Linked DNA regions of Mus musculus: region 1 is linked to region 2. A link is a loop called in an ENCODE intact Hi-C map of the cell type or tissue named here. Cell type or tissue: heart. All regions are shown on one strand. Each heading gives the region's core, and the rest is flanking DNA. Links, peaks and the distances in the headings are about the cores only. Region 1 holds the start of Usp30 (ubiquitin specific peptidase 30). Region 2 holds the start of Ssh1 (slingshot protein phosphatase 1).

Region 1 (8,005 bases), core at 1,449-5,448, 110 kb before region 2:
CCCCAGGACCAGACAGTAGATGAGAACCAACGTTGTCCTGAGCTCCCTATGTGTGCTGCGTGCACACACAACAAATACAACTGTTTTCCCAATCTGATGCTGTCTCTTAGGTTCTCAGTGCACACCCCTCCCCCACAACGTCTTTTCCTACAAAGTGGCTCCCCTAAGCCTCTTATTCTGTCAGCTAGACACTGAAAATGGTCGTTCCCTCAGGTCCCCAGTACCTTTCAGGAGGTTCAGCAGTGTTAAGGACAGGCACTGGTGAGTGTGTGGCCCCTGCTGGTCCCTGGAGTACTGGGTGGTAAACTCTTCCAGCCACTTGACAAACGCAGGGCAGGCAGACAGGCCCTGCAGCAGCGAGTTCATGAAGCAGGTATTCCCCAGATTGACAAGGCCAGGCACAAGCCCTAGGGAGGGCGCGGGAGGAAGAGGACAATGCATCACTGGGGAGACCTTCCTTCCTCTTCCTCACGCTTCTGGGACCCGGCATCTATGCATGGAGCCCTCAGTCGGGATTTCACCCTGAGCGAGCCTGGGCACGGGACATGCTATGCTGTAGACTGAGCCGCAGTGTGGGCCTCTGTCTTGTGTTCTCTCTGAAACCCTTCCAGGTGCCCGGCGCAGATACGAAACGGATAAAAGCGGCAGCGGCAGCAGCAGCCATGCCTTCCTCCTTGCCTCATGCGCTCCTGGACGCTCTCTCCTTTAGTTAGAGAGCAGTGCCCTACAATAGCTGGCAACTGTACTGCCTCCCGGGACAGTGCTTTTGTTCTTCCCACGGCAACTGAGAAAGACACTGGTCAGTCTGCCTGCAGAGATAGCAGCACTGACTGGCTCACAAGATGCCCTCATTTCCTCTTCTGCCAAAACTCATGAGCTCAGTACACAGAGCCCAGGCTGGCCACCAGGCCTTGTTTAGAAACTCTTTAACATAAGAGTGCTCATGAAAACATGCAGGGAACTTCTCTATGACCATCCCCTCAGCTCCCCTCTCCCACTCCCTCCTTCCCTCCTGTCTCTCAGAGAAACCACTGCTGTGATGTAATCAGTCAGCTGCAGGACTGAAACATAACCACACACTAGTAACAACAATTGAGCCACTTGAAACACAATGGCCTGCCTTTTTTCACCCCCCTCCTCGGGATGGGGTCTTGCCTATGTCACACTCTGGCCTGGTACTTGCTGTATAAAGCACAGGCTGGATTCAAATTCATAGCATCCTCTTATTCCAGCATCCCAAGTGCTGGAGTTAGAGGCATGAGCCACTGGGCCAGCACAAAGCATGTCTTAAACTCACATGTAAGCTGGGAAGCAGAGGCAGATGAATTTCTGAGTTTGAGGCCAGCCTGGTTTACAGAGTGAGTTCCAGGACAGCCAGGGCTACACAGGGAAACCCTGTCTCAAAAAAAACAAAAAAACAGAGCCTTCCCACCACAGGGTGGGGAGTTCTACTTCGTAGACCATGGTCCTCGCTTTAAAGCTAAGAGGGCCAACCACTCAAACAGACAAGAGAGGCTCAAGTCAAACCCAAGACCTCGATGCAGGGCCCCATCCCTACCTTTTCTCCGCTTCTTCCTCTCTGTAATGGGACCCCAAATAACATAGATCCCTGCTGCCAGGGCAGCGGCAATCCCACCGATCACTCCCCAGTTCTTCATGACTTTGTATCTGAAAAGGAGAAGACGTGGACTGTCACTCTGTCTCCCAACAGCAGGCTGGTACAGACAGTGGCAGGAAGGTGACATGTTACATCAAAATAAGCCCTCCAACCAGCAAGCTTGAAATCTAAGGTAATATGTACCAATAAGACCTTGCCTTGGAATTTGGGATACTTGAGCACTTAACTAGAAAATGGGGGAGGGGGAGGGACACTGGGAGTCCTTGTCACCACTCTGTAGCTTGTTCATTCGGGTGGGGAGCCCAGAGCTCATTGGCACAGCTCATCACTCTCTCATGCTTCTTCCCTCCCGATGCAGGAAATATGCCAGGCCACCTGGTGCTCGCATGGCTTCTGGTGACCTCAACTCTGGTTTTCACATTTGTTGCTTATGCAATAGGCAGTCGAACACCTGAACCATCTCCCCAAGCTCTCCCTATTTACTTAATTAGGGTTTTGTTGTTGTTGTTGTTGTTGTTGCTCAGGCTGGCTCTGAACTCAAGAGTCCTCCTGGCTCATGAGCAATTCGTGACAGAGCGGTGGCACCAGGCCTGGCTTTAAAAATGGATTTCTCTTTGAGAATACGAAACAATACCACAAGAGGACATCTATATGTTCATACGATTAAAGATTTCTTCGTTCCAGGCTAGACTTGAAGGTGGACACTATTCTTTTTTCCCACAATTAAGAAAACTGCAGCAGTAATTCAAAACACAATTTTATACAAAGTTCTGTATCTCCAAGTAAGGCAACCCACACATACGTGCAACGTGTGTGTAACATGTACCCACATATATGTTGCATGTGGACATGTGTGTAATACGTTCTTACCTAATGCTTGGACTATATGAAGTTGATCACCTCCCCTGGTACCAGGGACTGACCCTAGCTAGGGCCTTATGCAGGACAGACAAATGCTCTACCACTAAGATCTGTCCCCCTAATTCTGCCTGCATGAATATTGGTCTCAGCTGAATAAACACTCCCTGAAAAGGATCACTAGTGACAACAGCAATCGTCAGACAACGGCCAGCATTCTCCGATGTCACAGCTAATTACCAGTTTCAAATCTTTTTGTTCTTCCAGGGTGAGTCCATAGAATGTGCACAGACCTTGGCTTAAAAAGCAGTCAGCGGGAGAAGGAGGGGGCCAGTTACAGCACACCTGCTCGGCACACACTCAACGAGGGAAACCGAGGCATGGTGTTGATTGACTAGTTCTTCTGCAGAACCGTACCATGAAGACGGTACGTGAGCCTGAGGGTGAGATTAAGCTGGCCACCAGCCCTGCTCTCAGGTCAGCTGTTAGGCCGCAAGGCCCAATCAAGCCTTCCTTCCCACCTGGTAAAATAGGGCCGCTGGGCGGAATAAACACGGGGTGGGGGGCTTCAGAGCCGGATAAGATGCTGTTAGACCTGCCCCGGTATCCAAGGTAGCCAACCCAAGCAACAGGTCCCAGCAGTCAGGGTGAGCAACGGGGGTGTGGCCCCAGGCCTTGGGAAGATCAACCGGGCTGGGGTGCAGACGGGGGTCCTAGCAGGAACGAAGAGCCTGGAATTGTCACAGCCTGGGGAGCTCAGCGGCTGGGAGCCTTCGGAAGCTTGGGAACCGGAGCGGTTTGGGATGCAGAAGTGAGAATCTCCAGCATGGCAGAGGTGGGAGACCGGCATCTGACAAACTGCGGGGGAGCAGCGGCGTGCAGATTGTGTGCCCGGAGCCCGAGTCTGGGGTCACCGCGAGGGGCTGCGGGGCGTCGCAGGCCGCGGCCACAGCAGGGACGAGGAGGCGACGCCGGGCCGCGGCCTCCGCCTCGGCCGGGTCCGCGCAGGCCTGGAGGCCCTGCGGCCGCCACCGCCACCCCGCACCCCCACCCACTCACCTGACGGCCGCCCCGGTGCGCAGGAAGCGCTGCAGGGCCTTGTCGGCCGCCGTCCTCGCCGCCTGCGCCCGGGAACTTAGCATCGCGCTCGCTGCCGCCGCCGCTACCGCTGCCGCCGCCGCCCCCCGCTCGCCCGCCCGCCGCAGCGGAATGAGGAGCCCAAGACAGGAGGCTCGCAAAGTGGAGGAACCCGCGGTGGCGACCCCGCTTCGGCGGAGGGGGGAAGAAGCCAGGAGGACGGACCGGAAGTTAGTCACACCGGACTGAAATAGTGAACGGACGACCCCTCCCCGGTTCCTTTGCTCCTAGCAACCGCAGCCTGATTCGTTGCTAAGGGAGGTTTCCCGGGGCCCGGGGACCACTTCGGAAGCTATGAGCCTTCGCATTTGCTCCGCCTCCAGGACGGAGCTTGGTTCATGTGGAAAGGCTGTTATTAAACTGGAAAATTTAAAAATAGATGGCTCTAGCTTTGATTTTTTAAAATGTGGGGTTAGCAAGATGGCTCTGTAGGTAAAAACAGCTGCCCCCAAATCTCACACCCTGAGTTCAGTGCCCAGAACCATACAGTAGAAGAGAACCAAAGTTATCAGGACCTTCCTATGTGTGCTGTGGTGCGCAACACACACACACGCGCGCGCGCACAAACACATGCACACATACACATGCATATGCCTGCACTTACACTCGTATATGCACACACATACACCTGCACACACGCATGCACATTTATACATAGATGCACACTTCACAATACACACACATGCATATGTGCACACATGCACACGCACACACACACGTATATATATACACATGCACACTACACATACGCACACATATGCACAGTATATATACCCATACACGTATACACATACATGCATGCATTCACATGCACACAGCACACATATACACGCGTGCACACACACACACCTATAAACATACAGATACATACAAATACATGCAAACACATGCACATACACTTGCATGCACATGTGCACACATATATACACATGCATACACAAGTGCACAGACACACAAATGCAATAAATTAAAATGCAGTGTCTTAGAAATCTGTTTCTATTAGGTTTATACAAAGTCCTAAACAGTCCCACACAAATGTTTGTGAATTCACTCTTTAAAACAGCAAAACATGGAAACAAACTAGATATTTATCAGCTGCAAATCTCCCTCTGTCATACATACAATAAAAAAGGTGTTAGAATTTTTAGATTCCTCTCTTGTGTGGGCATGCTGCTGTATGTGCTGCAGATCTTTATACCATTTCTCTTCTCAAAGCCGAACTGTGTGTGTTGAGTAACTCCCCCTTCCTGTCTTCTGTTCTAGTAATTTCCATTCTATTTCTATTCCTGTGAGGTTGAGGTTGGCTGTCTCAGGACAGGAGTCGCTCAGAGTTCTTTGGTGACTGTCTTAGCTCACTTGGCATAAAGTCTTTTTTTACAGGAAAGTAATATTCCATTGTAAGTACTAGTTTCTCTCTCCTGTCCATGTCTCAATGGACATTCAGGTTGTTTCCACTTCTTGGCAATAAACTCGGGCACATAACCCTCTCTTTCTGGTCTTGTTTTCAGCCCTTCCAGATATATATCAAGTAATGAGATTATAGATTTATATGCTAATTCTTTTTTTTTAGACACTTCTAGATTGTTTTCCACAGCAACGGAACCATCTTACAATCTTTAGCCAATTTAAAAAATTATTGGGGAGGCATGTGTCATGACTTGCATGTGGAGGTCAGAGACCAGCCTCAGGAATTCTGTTCTCTCCTTCCACCATGCGTGTTCAAACCCAGGTTATCATGTTTGGCAGCAAGCACCACTCCCTGCTGACCTATCTCACTGGCCCAGTTTATAAGTATGAAGCTCAGCAGTGTGAGCAACGTACTGACATTCCCTATAGAACGTTTAAATTCCCCAGTCAGGAATCACACATATTAAACAGGGATCTTTTGTTTCTTTCTCTCCGTGATGTCTATTTCATCTTCTATCCTTATGGATTCAACATCTGTGCTGTGTGAATTCATTAGCATCTGGCCCTTGGGCCTGGCTTTTTTTCATTTAGCATAACATTTTCAGGGTGGATCTGAAGTGTAGTTCCTATCAGACTTCATTCTTTGTTGATGGCCATGGTTTGACGATCTTGATATTCCGAACCTCCCGCCTCCACCTCCTGAATACTGAGATTTAAGGTTTGTGCCATCAAAGCCACTTTTCATTCGGTCCTGGGAACCGGAACCTCAGGCTTCAGGAATGCTGGATGCTCACTGTCCCAGCTGAGCTCTACCCCAGGTCCCACTTCTTGGTTTCTGTGACTAGTGTTGTTTTTAAGCATCAGTGCACAAGTGCTCAGGTTCTTGCTTCTGGTTACATTGAGAACACACATGGGAGTACAGTGGAAATCTGTCCTGGTTTTAGTTCTGCTGCTGGGATAAAGTATCTGGGCAAATCAACTGAGGAAACAAAGGGGTTTCTTTTAGCTTACAATTCCTAGTTATACTCTATGTTGTCGGGAAGCCACAGTGGCAAGAACTTGAGGGACTAAGTCACAGCACACCAACAGTCAAGAGTAGAGTGATGATGATAAATGATTGATTATAATATAAAGATGAAATTTTAATATTAATAAGAATAGTAATAACAATAATATGACTGCTCACAGGCTTCCTTGCTTGCTTGGTGCACAGGTTAACTTTTCTACTCTGACACAGTTCAGGTGCCCCAGCCTACAGAATGTGAACACCCACAGTGGGCTTGGTCTCCCATATCAATTAAATTAATTGAGATACACAGTGCTGCATGCCTTTAATCTCTGCCCTCAGGAGGCAGAGTTAGGTGAATCTCTAAGTTTGGGAGATGAGGCAGATGGATCTTTAAGCTTGAAACCAGCCTGGTCTACAGAGGGAGTCCCAGGAGAGCCCAGACTGCTCAGAGAAACCCTGTCTCAAACAACCAAAAAATAAAAATAAAGACACACAGGGCCAGCTGATATAGACAGTTCCTACTGAGACTCTTCAAGAGTGTTTCCAGTTGGCCAAGATAATTATCATAGGGTTACATAATAACTCAACAGCATTTGAATCCATAACTGAGAAGAAGTTACTAACAAGTGTTTGCATATTGTGTCATACATATTATATCATATATGCATGTATATGATTTTCTGAGACAGGGCCTTAAACTCAAGAACAACTTGGATTCCTGGTCTTCCTGACTGCTGGGATTTTAGGCACACACCACCATAACCAGTGTTATTCAGTGCTGGGGATGGAAGCCAGAATTTCATGCATCCCAGCCCCAACCGAGCAATAGATGCCTTGAGGACAGAAGTGTACCTCCTCAACCACTCAGCTGTGGCTAGGAATCATGCTGCCAAAGGTGCTGTAGCACAGGGGTGAGGGGATCTGGTGTAGCTCAGGGGTGAGGGGATCTGGTGTAGAGCAGGGGTGAGAGGATCTGGTGTAGTGTAGAGATGAGGGGAACTAGTGTAGAACAGGGGTGAGGAGATCTGGTGTAGAGCAGGGATGAGGGGATCTGGTATAGCTCAGGGGTGAGGGGATCTGGTGTAGAGCAGGGATGAGGGGATCTGGTGTAGCTCAGGGGTGAGGGGATCTGGTGTAGAGCAGGGATGAGGGGATCTGGTGTAGCTCAGGGGTGAGGGGATCTGGTGTAGAGCAGAGATGAGAGGACTTGGGTAGTGCATAGGTGAGAGGATCTGGTGTAGTGTAGAGATGAGGGGAACTAGTGTAGCTCAGGGGTGAGGGGATCTGGTGTAGAGCAGGGATGAGGGGATCTGGTGTATCTCAGGGGTGAGGGGATCTGGTGTAGTTCAGGGGTGAGGGGATCTGGTGTAGAGCAAGGATGAGGGGATCTGGTTAGCTCAGGGGTGAGGGGATCTGGTGTAGACAGGGGTGAGGGGATCTGGTGTGGAGCAGAGATGAGGGGAACTAGTGTAGAACAGGGGTGAGGAGATCTGGTGTGGAGCAGGGATGAGGGGATCTGGTGTAGCTCAGGGGTGAGGGGATCTGGTGTAGCTCAGGGGTGAGGGGATCTGGTGTAGAGCAGGGATGAGAGGATCTGGTGTAGCTCAGGGGTGAGGGGATCTGGTGTAGCTCAGGGGTGAGGGGATCTGGTGTAGAGCAGGGATGAGAGGATCTGGTGTAGCTCAGGGGTGAGGGGATCTGGTGTAGAGCAGGGGTGAGGGGATCTGGTGTGGAGCAGAGATGAGGGGATCTGGTGTAGCTCAGGGGTGAGGGGATCTGGTGTAGAGCAGGGGTGAAGGGATCTGGTGTAGAGCAGAGATGAGGGGATCTGGTGTAGCTCAGGGGTGAGGGGATCTGGTGTAGCTCAGGGGTGAGGGGATTTGGTGTAGAGCAGGGGTGAGGGGATCTGGTGTAGCTCAGGGTGAGGGGATCTGGTGTAGAGCAGGGGTGAGGGGATCTGGTGTGGAGCAGAGATG
Region 2 (8,005 bases), core at 2,365-6,364:
ACACAGATATACACACACACACACACAAAGCTGGCATTCTGGAACACTCGTGATCATCTATCAGCCAAAGAATAGCTCCAAACAGAGGGGAGCCCTGCTGGGTATTGCCATTCAAAACCTGTCTTACTTAGTGCTGAAAAACTGTGGACCAAATTCACAGACAAAAAGTATACTCAGTCCTGTTTTGACATAGTTGCCTTCTGAAAATGCAGAGGATGCTTTGTGTCGACATAGGGGGCAGTTAATGGCGCCATTCTCAGATCTTTAAAAACCGAGACTCTTTGCACTTAGCAGGAGCGTCTGTTAAATACGAGCAACTGGAAACTTCCTTACATTGCGGGGTAACCCCACTGAAAATCCCCTTTAAGGGTTGGTTACATGGTACATAAAGGAGCCTTGCCACTAAGGCTAGTGACCTGAATTTGATTCATGCATGTATTCATACGCATATCACACACACACACAGATAATAATAAATAAAAATTTAAAAAGAAAGACAATCCTTATTTGAGGATGGAGACTGTTGATACCCTCAAGACGGTGGAAGAGGCAGGGAGGAGCCAGGTTTCCTCTCGGGCTTTGAGGATGATGGAGTGGGACTGGAGACTTGTGATTAGCAAGGCTTGGGTACCACAAGAGGTCCAGAGTAGGGGTCGGGGCTCTGTGAAAGAGAAGTTTCTATCAAGTTGCCCAGTACCGCCTTGCTGGGGTCCCTCACCCTGGCCCACTGGCAACCTTTCCAAAGCCAATGCAACGCGCCCGCTTATCCCCACTGCTGTCCCCGGGCAAGCTTCTGGCCGGCCCACAGTTCTCTCTCCCTCCGTGGGTTAGTCCAGCTCACGGAAATCCTGCCTCCTAGCAAGTACTACTCCTTCGAGAAGCCTTTCCTCTCGCCACCCACTAGTCTGCGTTTCTAGACACCAGAAGGAATTCGAAGATTAGATCAGCCCTTGGTGGTGCAGGCGTTGGAATCCAGGACCTTGAGTAGGCCGGCGGGACACCCTGCTACTGGGCTACACCCCAATCCTATGCAAAGCAACTCTGCAAGCGGATTTCACAGTCCCGGGGGTGGGGTGGGGTGGGGGGAGGCCCCGCACTTTGTATGAGCAGAGTAACTTTCCTTGAAAGAATAAACGAGTGAGTCTTTTACAAACTCTGGGCAGCTTTGCTCTGCTGGCCTTGCCTTCGGAGGCCTCAGTTTCCCTACGCTGCCCGCGAGTCTAGCGGCGGAGGAGGGGCCCAGGCCGGGCGGCTGCAGCCAGCGCGGGGGCGCGCGCGAGTGGACGTGACCGCGCGGCGGGGCCCGCCCCAGGCCGGTCACTGGCGCATGCGCATCACTGCCCGAGCGCTGCGGGCCCGGCGGACTCCGGAGCCGGGGAAGGGGGTGGGGGGTGGGGAGTTTGCGGGAGGGAGGAGGGAAGAGGGAGGGAGCGAGGGGCGGGCCCGGCGCGGCTGCCCGGCCGGCTGCTGGAGGCCCCGGGCCGGGCCCGCGCCGCGATGGCCTTGGTGACCCTTCAGCGCTCTCCCACGCCCAGCGCCGCGTCTTCCTCCGCAAGCAACAGCGAGGTGAGCCCGGCCGCACCCTCCCACAAGGTGTGAGGCGGAGGTGCGTCCGCCCTTGGGGTGCGGGCGTCCCCGCGTCCCGGTGACTGAGCATGCGCCGGGCTGGGGTCGCGGAGGTGGGGGGGCGGGGGGGGATGCTTCCAGATCGCAGGGCACCAGGAAAGGCTCTGGTCGGCTCTGGGCTGCAGGGTCTCGGGTTCCGCTCGGGGCCTGAGCTCATGCTGCTTAATCGGGGTAGATGGGGACCGGAGCGTCCGGGTCCTCAGGACGGCCTGCCCCAGGCTGTGCTACCCCAGCCGGGCTCATCCCACCCCCTTCCCCTGATGAGCTTAAGGCCTCGGAGTAAACCCCGGATGACCCAGCCGGCTGCAGGGGACGCCCCGCTGTGCTGGGCTAGCCCCGCAGGCCCAGGAAGTTGCCAGCTGGAATCTGGGCCCTCTCCCGGGGTTGTGTGTCTGCGTGAGACTTGGCTCAGCACCCCTGCGTGCCCGTGTTGGTGCGTTTTGGGCTCGTCTTGCGGGGACTGGCAGGCATCTTTGCAGAATGGCTGTGAGGTTAAGCCTCCAGGGCCCTTTCTGTCTGAGACTCTTTCATGAGTTTTATCTGCAGGCAGAAGGTTCTGGTTGCCTCCTCTTTGCACACAATTAGGCAGGGCAACTGAGAAGTTAGATTGTAGTAAGGCCTCTCTTCCCACACAGCTCGGTTCCCCTACAACAGTTTACAAAGTGCCTTTTATCTTGTGTTCTTCCTAGGAAACTACAGGAGCATAGGGAAGCAGGGAGGGGCAGTACAGGCCTTTGCAGCCGAAATTCTCTTCCTTCCTTCCTTCCTTCCTTCCTTCCTTCCTTCCTTCATCATGTAGTTGTGGCTGGCCCCCTGCCTCTGCGTCTCAGATGTTGTCAGTTCAGAAGAGCTTTCCACACCTGGCTCTCAGCCTGGATTTCTAGCCAACTTCCATAATGTTATGGGAATTTAACACTTGGTCGCTTCCAGTTCCTGTATTAGACACATTTTTAGGCTTTTAATCTTTTTTTTTTTAGTTGAGATGTAACTCACAGCCTGTGGCTTTACCTTTTGGAAGTATGTAAGTCAGCGTTAGTAGACACACCCGCTCAGCCACTCAGTCCCGAAGCTTCAGCGCCCCGCCCTTCTCAGTTACCGCTTGTCTTTGCTTCACCCCCACCCCGGGGCGTCCCCTACTTCTCTACATTTGCCTACGCTGTAGTTCATATAACAGGAAATATGCAGTGTTGCCTCTGTCTGGCTTCTCCCTCTAAGCGTGCTGGTCTCAAGGTTTGCCCATACTGGGTCTAATCATTTCTTTCCTTTCTATAAGAATTCATTGTATGGGGGGTAAATTTTTTTCAGGACACTGATTAGGACATTTTAAAAATCATTTTATTATTATTATTATTATTATTATTAATGTTATTTAGTACTAAATGTTTGAACCAGACCCTTGTGTGTGCCTGGCACTACGCACACTACCTACATTTTAAAAATTACATTAAGGTGTGTATGCATGTGTGTGCATGCGTTTGTCTCTCTGTCTGCTTCTGGGCATATGCAGGTGCCCACGGAGACCAGAAGAGGATGTTGGATCCTGTGGAGCTAGGCTTACAGGGGGCTTGTGAGCTGCAGGTTGTGGATCTGGGCATCTGCTTTTAGGTCCTCTGGAAGAGCAGCAAATGCTTTTAACTGCGGAGCTCTCTTCTGCAGCCCCCTTCCAGCCTCCATTTTAAATCATTATATGATGATCTCCCAATGACCAATTAACAGAAGAGAAAGCCCAGAAGAAAGCCAATGTTTAAAGTGTGAGGAGGCCCAGAGCCCTCTTGACTTTTACATCCTAGGAATGTGGAAGGTGGAGGCAGGAAACCCCTAGTACAGGCTGCATGGCCAGGCTAGTGAAATTAAGAATGGGCAAGGTGAGCGAGACCCTGACTCAATATGGAAGACAATGACATCGCCAGCAGCCACATACACACACACATGCACATGTGAACACATACCAGTCACACCTGCAAGTACACACAAACCCTAAAATCCCAGATGGCTTTTCTTTAACTTGAGCATGCCTTTGTCACCTGGGATGTTCCTGGGATGGCTAAGCTGCCTTCCCGATGTGCCCAGGTCAGGAGCAAGGCAGAGAGAGTAGACAGCAGGTGCTCCCTGTGCTGGGAGACTGGAATCCCGATTGGCTGTGCCTCCCGCCCATCCTTTTCCCACTTGGCTTCCTCTCTCTCTCCAAGTCAGATCTTCGGATGGGCCTGGATTGTTTCTTTGGGGATGATGCCGTCTCTCTCTGCTTCTCTGGCATTCCTGACCTTACATCACCTTTCAGTGGAAAACCTCAGATGGTGACTAAGAAGTCAATGGCTGCGGAGCCCGTGTCCTCTTTCCCCCAGTCTGTTATCCAAATGCCACTTCTTTTATGAGTCAGGGAGACAGCGGTTTCCTGACAGAGCTAGGTTAGCAGTGAAGCCTGGGAAACCAAGGGAAATCACAGCTCTTGGTCCCACAGCAATCTTGTCCTCTTACTTTTGTCCCCCATCACCTCCCCATACTTTCTGGATCTTTAATTATCTCGTATTTGTCCTTTTCCTGTTGACCTTATTGAATTCCTTTGTGAGATCAAGGGGAGCTGAGAAAGAGATACATAAACTGTTTCCCCTAGGTGTATAGCAACATTGTTTTGGACCAATGTGCAAGGTCTGTTTTTCATGGGCACAGGCTAGTCTCCAGGCACTTGGGACCAGGGCTTCTCAGCCTCGCTGCTGACCCTGAGACTCAGAGGTGGAGGCTTCTCCTTCAGCAGCATCCTCTTGCTCCGCCCACTAGATGCCAGTAGCACCCTCCAAAAAAATGCCCCAGTGGCCCTTATTGAAGGAGTCCTTACATGTGGTGATCCGCTGCTGCTGTTTGCTTCTGTCTAGTGCTGCAATGTGTGGGGGGCCTGCCCTGGTTTTTCCCTTCTCCTTTACAGCCCAGGAGCCAACGCGGTCCATTCCCAGTGTGTACATCTATAAAGTTGTACATAGACTCTTCATATAAGGGGGACACCTTATGGAATACTCATTCTTGGTGGAAATGGTCTCCTCTTGATGTATATCCCATACTGCCCAGTTCCCTTCCTACCTTAGCTCTGGATCCAGTTCCTGCTGCCCTTGACCTCTGGCTGGCTGGCTGGTCCCCAGTCAGTCTTGTGTCTGTCCTGGCTGTCACACTGCTCTGATGTTCTCTTCCACACAGTGGGTGCTTTAAAAAAAAAAACACGCCAACTCCTCCTGGACCACCTTGTGTTTTCTTCTCATTTTGTGTTTTTGCCCAGAAAGGAGAGGTGGGGAGGGGAGTAAGTAGTGATGGGGTTAAGATATTTAGAATTCAATGCCCGGATACCTTCCATGGCCGAAGTCTTGTCTGGCGTGGCTTTTCGTTTCAGTTTGGTTTTGGACATGCCCGCTTGCTGTGTTATCTGGGCTGCTCTCAGATCCCTGGGGCAAACGGTTCCCCTGCCTTAGCCTGTTAAGTAGCCAGGGTGACAGGTGTGTGGACCTTCTTTGGGATGGAGTTTTTCAGTGGTATTCCTCGGGCTTGCTGGTGTGCCTGGCTCCACAAAGAAATAGGTTTTCTTAAGACGGTAATCCCGTTTCCTGTAAAAACAAAACCAGAATAAGACTCAGAGTCAGTGTGTTGTCTAGTCTAGGGCTTGAAAGAGCCTTGGGAAACAGAGCCCATGGGGCTCGGCTCAGGCGGCTGAGACAGAAATAGGGATAAACATTAGGAAACCTGAAAATGTGGAGCGAGAGTGACTCAGAGGAACAACACATCAGGTTGGCATGGAGAGGGCAGGGGGTGTGTCTCGAACACGGCAGCCTCCTTCCTGGATGCCTTTATCTTTGCCGGGCACCGGGGAGTCTGCTGTCAGAGCTAATAGTGGCGGCTGTGAGGTCACACACTTTCTCTCTCTTTCCCTGTAGTTGGAGGCTGGCAGCGATGAAGAACGGAAATTGAACCTCAGGTAAGTCCACTTGGCGTTTGTCCTTAGGTCCGGGAAGTAGGTGAAGAGCACTGTTGTACGGTTGAAAAATGGTTTTATAACCGTGTCTTCATGGAAGCCCAAGCTACAAGCTCGTAATCTTACCAGAAGGGATTTGGATCTCTTTGAGTTCGAGGCCAGCCTGCTCTACATAGCACGTTCCGGGCCAGCCCAAGCTCCGTGGTGAAATACTACTGTAGAGATTACTGGTTGTAGTACATACCTGTGATTCTAGGAGCTGATGAGGCAGGGTTGCAGTTTTAAGGCCAGCTTGGACTACATAGTAAACAAACAAAAAACCTGGGATGTGTCCTTTGCCCATCACGTACAAGGCTCTGGGTCCATCCGCAGCACCACAGTAAATGAACAATTAAGTAAAAATCGTATGTGCTTGGCTACTCCCTGCTTAGGGGGAGGAAGAACTGCTGAGCACACACAGGGTCTCAAGCAGGCTAAGCAAAGGCTCTACCACTAAACACCAGCAGCCTGTAACTGCCTTGATATGGGATGTCATTTGCAAAAGGAGGCAAATAACTGTATTTTTTCTGTGCCCTTCATTTCCTTTGTTGTTGTTACATGTGTGTGAGCGTGTCTGTGTCTGTGTGTGTCTGTGTGTGTGTATCAGAGAACAGTTTGGAGCATTCATTTCTTCATGTGGGTCCCTTGGATTGAACTCAGGTCCTCAGGCTTGGCAGCAAGGTCCTATGCCCGCTCAGCCCTCTCGTCGCCCCTGATATATTTTCTTGCAGAAGTTCCTGTCTGTGTTTAACAATCATTGTACTATGCCCTCTGTTTTTTCATTCTGCTTTGGACAAGCTGCTACTTTTGAAGTCAGAACATCACTTCTTTTTGCTTGCTTTTTTTTTTTTTTTTTTTTTTTTCAAAATGAGGTCTCTCTGTGTAGCCCTGACTGTCCTAGAACTCACTGTAGACCTGGCTGGCCTTGAACTCAGTGGTCCATCTGCCTCTGCCTCCTGAGTGAGTGCTGGGATTAAAAGTGTCGTGTGAGATTGGGATTGATTGGTAGCCGAGCTCACTGAGACAGTTTTTTTTTTCCATTTTTTATTAGGTATTTAGCTCATTTACATTTCCAATGCTATACCAAAAGTCCCCCATACCCACCCACCCCCACTCCCCTACCCACCCACTCCCCCTTTTTGGCCCTGGCGTTCCCCTGTATTGGGGCATATAAACTTTGCAAGTCCAATGGGCCTCTCTTTGCAGTGATGGCCGACTAGGCCATCTTTTGATACATATGCAGCTAGAGACAAGAGCTCCGGGGTACTGCTTAGTTCATATTGTTGTTCCACCTATAGGGTTGCAGTTCCCTACTGAGACAGTTCTTAAGGGCTGGAAATGGCTCAGTAGTTAAGAACACTGGCTGCTCTTGCAGAGGACCTGAGTTTGGTTCCCAGCACCAGTGTGGTGGCTCACGACCACTCGTAACTCTAGTTTATATGACCTGACACCTTCTTTTGGCCTTGGTCATCATGTGTGCATAGGTACATAGAGATAAATGCAGGCAAAATCCCTAGAAACATGAAATGATAATACATTTTGTAAAATTCCCATAAGATGTAGTCACCAAGTGGGTGTGGTGGCAAACGCCTTTGATCCTGGTACTTGGAGGCAGATAGATTTCTGAATTTGAGGCCAGCCTGGTCTACAGAGTGAGTTCCGTGAGTTCCAGGACAGCCAGGGCCATAAGAGAAATCCTTTCTTGAAAAACAACAACAAAAAAAGATATTAGTCACCAGTTACTGTAGGGGACACCAAAGTCATCTGGACTTTTTTTTTTTTTTTTGCCAAAAATTCAGACCTCCTTCTCTTTGCCCATCTGAAGTCTAGCTATATGCCTAGACTGGGCAGATCTAACTACTAACTTATTCCCCAGCTATAAGACCCTTCCCTACTTGTGGTTTCTCCTGGACACATGGTTCTGCTCCATCATGGCTTCCTCCTCTTCCTGTACTCTCTCCCATCACTCTCCAGAACCTCTTGTTGCACCTTTCCCTTCCACTGCCCAATCATAGGGTCTAGCTTTTATTGAGTAGCTAGAATGGCAAGAAAATTCACATGAGATCACATGAATATGATCAGGGTTAGATCTGCTTCCTCAAGAGGGACTGTTCTTTGGGGAAGCAGAATTAACATCAGAATAAATACAACAGTAGCAGGGCAATTCACACCACTGAGTGCTGTGCTGAGTTACTGTGCCAAGTGCTATCTGTGCCCAGTGTTGTGCTTAGTTACTGTCTTGAGTGCTGTGCTCAGTAATGCTCTCCCGTGTTCTGCCTAAACACTTTTTTTTTTTTTTTTTTTTTTTTTTTGGTTTTTCAAGACAGGGTTTCTCTATATAGCTCTGGCTGTCCTGGAACTCACTTTGTAGACCAGGCTGGGCTC

Evidence for each region. A loop is a pair of places that touch in the nucleus more often than their neighbours do. Peaks named below come from ENCODE experiments on the same cell type or tissue, not always from the same donor. Only the 100,000 strongest peaks of a DNase experiment are listed, where the experiment ranks them.
Region 1: a loop joins it to region 2, with 2.2 times the contacts of the local background. A loop is called at or near these places in 3 of 42 quality-filtered maps.

What each region holds. Positions count from the first base shown.
Region 1 is chr5:114,096,046-114,104,050 of GRCm38, reverse strand. Usp30 (ubiquitin specific peptidase 30) reads right to left here and starts at 3,718. Exons shown (of 13, transcript NM_001033202.3): 1 at 3,536-3,718; 2 at 1,559-1,668; 3 at 225-407. The coding sequence starts at 3,618. In heart, for the core only: no CTCF peak of the experiment used is centred there; DNase peaks (open chromatin) are centred at 3,090 and 3,850; H3K4me3 peaks cover 1,930 bases; H3K27ac peaks cover 1,470 bases.
Region 2 is chr5:113,987,225-113,995,229 of GRCm38, reverse strand. Ssh1 (slingshot protein phosphatase 1) reads left to right here and starts at 1,440. Exons shown (of 15, transcript NM_198109.5): 1 at 1,440-1,566; 2 at 5,544-5,584. The coding sequence starts at 1,498. Gm52825 (a long non-coding RNA gene) reads right to left here and starts at 5,408. Exons shown (of 3, transcript XR_003955978.1): 1 at 5,353-5,408; 2 at 4,963-5,216; 3 at 2,996-4,821. In heart, for the core only: a CTCF peak has its summit at 4,400 (motif pointing right); DNase peaks (open chromatin) are centred at 2,489, 2,709, 3,839 and 5,559; H3K4me3 peaks cover 898 bases; H3K27ac peaks cover 1,127 bases.